2 separate regions of the Homo sapiens genome follow, and region 1 is linked to region 2. A link is a contact called in ENCODE Hi-C or POLR2A ChIA-PET data. All regions are on one chromosome and are shown on one strand. The core of a region is the stretch at or near the end of the contact, and the rest is flanking DNA. Distances in the headings are between cores, read along the strand shown.

Region 1 (2,960 bases), core at 417-2,916, 110 kb after region 2:
TCTAGCCCTCTGGTTCCTCTGCTAGAAAACAGGAAGAGGAAAATTAACCTCCTGGAAGAGCTGTCAGGAGGATGGCTGGAAAGTAGTTTCTAAACATTAAGAGCCTGAGTTGCCTCTGAGCCTGTTTCCTCCTCTAGAAAATGGAAATAATCTCTGCAAGCCCTTTCTCACACTGTGGAGAGAGAGTCTTAGATGGCAGTGGGTGAGAAATAGCTTTGTCAGTGGCCCTGAAAGGTGGTGCCCACCGGGGTGGTGTCTCTCTAGTCTGTTAGCTCCTTCAGGGGAGGAGTGGGCCTTGCGCATCTTTGATCCCCCACACTACGCCTAGTATACAGCAAGAGCTTAATAATAAATGGAAACGAGGAGAGGGGAGGGGAGGAAAGGAAGGAGGCAGAAGTCGGACACAAGAATAGAAGAGAAAGACAGAAAACAATGAGAAAGAGGGGGAGCCCAGGGAGAGGCTGCTGTGCCCACTTAGGGGGTGGGGAGGGCAACGGGGAAAATAGGGTGGCAACGCTGAGCCCCTGACCAGCGCTGGTCCTGTCTGAAGGGCTGCCCCCAGGGGCTGTCCTGCTCCAGCCCCCTCCTCCTTTTGTCCCAGTTTCCCCTTTCAGAGGCAGAGACTGTTTCTGAGTATTTCAGGACAGGTTCTAGGAGAACGGGAGGGGTTCTCCCAGCCCTAGGTTCAAAACAGCCCCTGGCCAGCCACTCCTCAGGAGGTCAGAGGGAAAGGGAACAGAGTAGATGGATGGGATCTATTTGGATGAAATGCGATCTGTTTTCCCCAGGCTGGGGGTGGCGGGGGGCGCTCTACCCTGTGTGATGTGTGTGTTTCCACTTCTGGCCATGTGGGGCCTGAAGCGTGTGTGTCAGCGGGCCTTGGGCTAGCAGCTCGTGCCTGTGGGGTGCCAGTCTTTGAGGGCATCAGTCTGATTGTGTCTGTGGGGGTCAGTGTTGGTGTGGCCTTGCGCTCCGCTGTGTTGGTGAGACATGCCAGCACAAGTGTGTGTGCCAGTGAGGGTGATGTGTGTGCCAGCAAGAGTGTTTGCTACAGCGAGTGCAGGTGACAGTGTGCGTATCAGTGTATGCCCACACGTGTGTGCCAGCACGAGGGTGTGCTAGAATTGGTGTGTGTTGGATTGTGAGCTGTGCATGCCAACAAGGCTGTCAGCAAGAATGTGTTGACCGAGGCGTGTATGACGGCGTGCCACTGCGTGTGATGAGCGTGTGCTAGCGGTTGCCAGTGTGTGCGCCAGCATGCCTGTGCCACGGGTTAGTGTGCCCGTGCGTGTATTGTGTGTCAACCTGCCCCCGTGCGTCTCTGCGGCTGCCGGCCAATGCTGGGTGTCAGCGAGCTGTGTGTCCGGGCCAGGAGCTGCGGCCCACATGGGGCGGCCCGGCCCTCGCCCTTTGGGTCCCCCCGCCCACGGCCCTGCCGGGGAGACCACACAGGAGACCTCGGGTGGAGGAGAGCTGGTACTAGATCCCGCGGTGGCCGCGAACGCAGAACCAGGACGCAATCGGAGCCCCCGCCCGTGTCCTCGCCGAGGTCGCCCCCACGCGCCCCCCGCCGGGCGGCCGCCCTGCACTCACCGGGTCCCTTTGTCGCCCATGGTCCGCGACGGTCGCAGGGAGGTCCGCGGCGTCAGCGCCCAGGCTGGAAAATCCCCAGCCAGCAGGAGGAGCGCGGGCCAGCCCGCTCCCGGCTCCCTGCTCCGCCTCCTCCGCTCTCCCGGCCGCCGCCGCCGCCCCCGCCCCCGGTCCCCGCCCGCCGCCCGCCGCGTCGAGCAGCGCAGCGCCCGGGCCGCGGCCAGGGGCGTGGAACCGCGCGGGGTGTGTGCGTGTGTGTATGTGTGTGTGTGTGCGCGTCTGCGTGTGCGCGCGCCGCCCAGCGAGGCAGGGCAGCGCGGCGGGACGCGTCAGGGCCCCAAGGTCGGCGTTTGTGGTGGGGGAGGGGGTCCACCCGCGTGCGAGTCCGTGTGAGAGTGTGTGTGTGTGTGTGTGGTGGTGGTGGTGGTGGTGTGGTGTATGTGAGGGCGCACGGCTGTGTGCGGGCCCTATTAGGGAGTGTATTGGTGTGGATGGAGGAGTGTGCACGTCTTTGTGCAGTTGTGCGTGTGTGCGCACGGCCGTGGGTGCGAGCGCGCTCTCCCGCGCATGCCGGGGCAGCCTTTGTGTGTGCGGGTGGTTGGAAGCCGAGGGTCTGGCGACCCCGAGGCCGCGCTCCCTGCGGCCCCTCGCTTAGCTGGAGACCCCGGGATGCCTGGCAAGGCCTTCGCCCTGTGCTCCACCCTTCCCCATTCCACCCACCCCACCCCCTTCTACTGGAGAGATAACACCCAGCCACACAACAGGGACAGGAAGAAGGGGCGGAGGGGGCAGTAGACGGCCTTGACACTGGGGAACTGAGCGGAGACCCGCGGCCAGCAGGGGCTGCAGGAGGCCGCCCAGGAAGAGGAAGCTGTGAGAAGTGAGAAGAGGCGATAAAGGAAGAGGGCAGAGCTGGCCCGCTGCTGTGACCGGGTAGCACCGTGGAAAGCGCCCATGCCCAGCTCCATGGCTCGCTGTGGGTGACCCTGTGCACTAAGCTTCTGAGAACCCATGTCCGGACCTGTAAAGTGAGGATACACTAATATCAGCCTGCAGAATTGTTAATAGGTTGAAAGAACTCGCTTGTGTTTGCTGGCCTCCCCTGAGCGCCTGCATACAGTAGGTGCCCAGTAGATGTTAGCCCACTTCTCTGCAGGCTTCTTGATGTCCTGTGAAATCTTGGCTGGGACCCTGCTTTGTCTGAGGTGCCTTCCTGCTTTGCAGGTAGTGGGAAACGGTAAGGTCTTTACCACACCCTCACTACTGAGATTTGGCTAATTATCCCGGATAGGTCCCTGATATCTAAGTATTAAGGGGAAAGTAAGCTATCATTTACTCTGATGCTGTTGTGAGTATGTAAACATCTCCTG
Region 2 (2,963 bases), core at 375-2,874:
CCACAGACCAAGGGCATGGTGCAGGGCAGGAGGAGTAGGGTCTGACTGTGCTAGCCAATCGCTGGGTCCCTATGCTTGGCATGGCTTAAGCATGGGCCTGTAAGCTTGCCCTCTGAGAATGTATCCACGAACCTGCATGGGCTCAGAAGTGTGCATATTCAAATATGTATGTCTTTATGAATTTATGGACACATGCCAGGACGCACTCAAACCTACGATCCTATGTCCACATATGAATGAGTCTGCATGGACTTGCATGAGACACATCTGAGCTCTCATACCTGGGAGAGTTAAGACAGGGGGTAGGGAAGAGAGAGGGGCTTGGAGGAGGGGAGAGCTGGGAGACCCCCATCATCACCAGCTCTGTTCCTTAATGTTGGTCCTTGCCCAAGACCCAGGCCACTGCAGGGTCTGCCTCTTCTCCTTAAGTGGTATTGATCCTTTGGTCGATCTGTTAAATATAACCTCAGGGAAGGAGTCAACATAACAACCGTACCCAATTCAGGAGAAAGAGACTGATTCTTGGGAGGAGGTGGGGAGCCTCTATTCCAACCAGCTCTGCTGATACCCGAATGGCCTGCGGATCAAGTGTCAGCCTCTCCAGCCTGAATAATTCATGCTAAGGCCAGGAATCCTCCCTTCTCAGGAGCCTGTCTCTTTAAATCAGGTTTAGAGCTTCCCAGTTCTGGGGGAAAAAAAATCCAGAACAAAACAAATCTGTAAACAGCTCAGCCCCCCCACCCTCAGCCCTGGCCCCTTCTGAGACCCCCAACTCCATGCTGCAAAATCTGCTCCTGCTCTCCCAACCTCTGGTGCCCCAAACCCCACTCACAGGCGGAGAAGCCTGGAGGGACTAGTTGACAGTGTCCAACGGAACCCCAGGAGTCTTAAGAGGTTTGGGGGCAGGGAGTGAAAGCAAAGAGCAGAATCACTACACCCCCGGGTCTCTGTGCCTAGGACAGTGCTTGGCAGAGAAGCCCAGCCCGGTGGAGGAAACCACACGGGGGAACTCCTGGCAGAGGCAGAGCAGCCAGAGTTGGTGGGTGGGAGGGGAGCGGGTGCCACAGACTTCTCCTGAGAATGGGATGGGATGGGATGGAGAAAAAGCTGGTCCCATAGGACCTGCAGGGGTGGTGACACAGCCAGGTCTAATGGAACTAGGGTCGCAGAGGAGGAAGCAGAGACTGGGGATTTTCCAGTCTCTCTGCCTTAGGAAGAGGCCGGAAAATGAGTAACTTTCTCAGCCCACCCCTCATCCCTTCCTCCGGTAGTAGGAGCAGCTCTAAAGTCCTCCCCAACCCCCGAATTCTCCCTGGTGGTGACCCACCTGCCTGCTCTCCGCAGTCGGGCCCCGCCCCACACGTGCTGGAGAAGGAGGAGGAAGGACCCAGCTTAAATGTTGGGGGTGGAGGAGGAGGAAAACCAAGTCGGAGCCTCCAGGAGCCAAACTTCTCGGCAGCCCGGAGGGGCGGGGGCGGAGAGGATGAAGAGAAAGCGCAGCAGCCGACAGCCCTGATTCTCGGGAGCCTCCCACCCCGCCTCCCACGGCGAGGAGGGCGCGGAGACTCCGCTGGGGGCGGAGGACGAGACCGGGAGGCGGGGAGGGGGGAGGCAAACCCTGCCCACTCGGCTCGGAGCCCGGAGCGGCCGCGGAAGCCGGAGGCCGGCGCGCAGGGCGAGGGCACCGGGGGCGGGGGGCTCCGCTCCCCGTCTGACCCCTCTTGCCCCCGGCCAGTCAGCCAGTAAGTGCGGCTCCTCAGACTTTCGAGACAGCGAACGGACCGACCGGGACTGCCAGCCGCTCCGGGTCAAGGACTCGCCCCACCCGTGCCCCCCACCAGGCGCTCCCAACTCACTGGTGAGCGCGGCGGCCCGGGCGCTGGATGCGGGGGCGGCCGCGATGGCCCCGCGCGCGGGACAGCCGGGGCTCCAGGGGCTGCTGCTCGTGGCGGCGGCGCTGAGCCAGCCCGCGGCACCCTGCCCCTTCCAGTGCTACTGCTTCGGCGGCCCCAAGCTGCTGCTGCGCTGCGCGTCGGGAGCCGAGCTCCGCCAGCCTCCGCGGGACGTGCCGCCCGACGCGCGCAACCTCACCATCGTAGGCGCCAACCTGACGGTGCTGCGCGCGGCCGCCTTCGCCGGCGGGGACGGGGACGGCGACCAGGCGGCGGGCGTGCGCCTGCCGCTCCTGAGCGCGCTGCGCCTCACGCACAACCACATCGAGGTGGTGGAGGACGGCGCCTTCGACGGGCTGCCCAGCCTGGCGGCGCTCGACCTCAGCCACAACCCGCTGCGCGCCCTGGGCGGCGGCGCCTTCCGCGGGCTGCCCGCGCTGCGCTCGCTGCAGCTCAACCACGCGCTGGTGCGCGGCGGCCCCGCGCTGCTGGCCGCGCTGGACGCTGCGCTGGCACCGCTGGCCGAGCTTCGCCTGCTGGGCCTAGCGGGCAACGCGCTGAGCCGTCTGCCGCCAGCCGCCCTGCGCCTGGCGCGCCTGGAGCAGCTGGACGTGCGCCTCAACGCGCTGGCCGGCCTGGACCCCGACGAGCTGCGCGCGCTGGAGCGCGATGGCGGCCTCCCCGGGCCGCGCCTGCTGCTCGCCGACAACCCCCTGCGCTGCGGCTGTGCCGCACGCCCCCTGCTGGCCTGGCTGCGCAACGCCACGGAGCGCGTGCCCGACTCGCGGCGCCTGCGCTGCGCCGCCCCGCGGGCGCTGCTAGACCGGCCGCTACTGGACCTGGACGGGGCGCGGCTTCGCTGCGCGGACAGCGGCGCCGACGCTCGCGGAGAGGAGGCGGAGGCCGCCGGCCCGGAGCTGGAAGCCTCCTACGTGTTCTTCGGGCTGGTGCTGGCACTCATCGGCCTCATCTTCCTCATGGTGCTCTACCTAAACCGCCGCGGCATCCAGCGCTGGATGCGCAACCTGCGCGAGGCGTGCCGGGACCAGATGGAGGGCTACCACTACCGCT

Evidence for each region. A loop is a pair of places that touch in the nucleus more often than their neighbours do. ChIA-PET counts read pairs that join two places held with the same protein, here RNA polymerase II (POLR2A). Pooled maps may share reads with other maps.
Region 1: a pooled map shows a loop between it and region 2 (6-fold over the local background). The contact joins the promoter of ARRB1 here to the promoter of TPBGL in region 2. A Hi-C loop is called at or near these places in 5 of 50 pooled maps. POLR2A ChIA-PET finds 5 or more read pairs at or near these places in 6 of 52 experiments (A673, Caco-2, HCT116 and 3 more).

What each region holds. Positions count from the first base shown.
Region 1 is chr11:75,349,995-75,352,954 of GRCh38, forward strand. It overlaps ARRB1 (arrestin beta 1), which reads right to left and starts at 1,667. Exons shown (of 16, transcript NM_004041.5): 1 at 1,594-1,667. The coding sequence starts at 1,613. RefSeq lists enhancers at 808-857, 1,920-2,875 and a silencer at 1,408-1,687.
Region 2 is chr11:75,239,150-75,242,112 of GRCh38, forward strand. It overlaps TPBGL (trophoblast glycoprotein like), which reads left to right and starts at 1,625. Exons shown (of 1, transcript NM_001195528.2): 1 at 1,625-2,963. The coding sequence starts at 1,901. LOC124902717 (a long non-coding RNA gene) reads right to left here and starts at 721. Exons shown (of 2, transcript XR_007062783.1): 1 at 497-721. RefSeq lists silencers at 2,531-2,780, 2,911-2,963.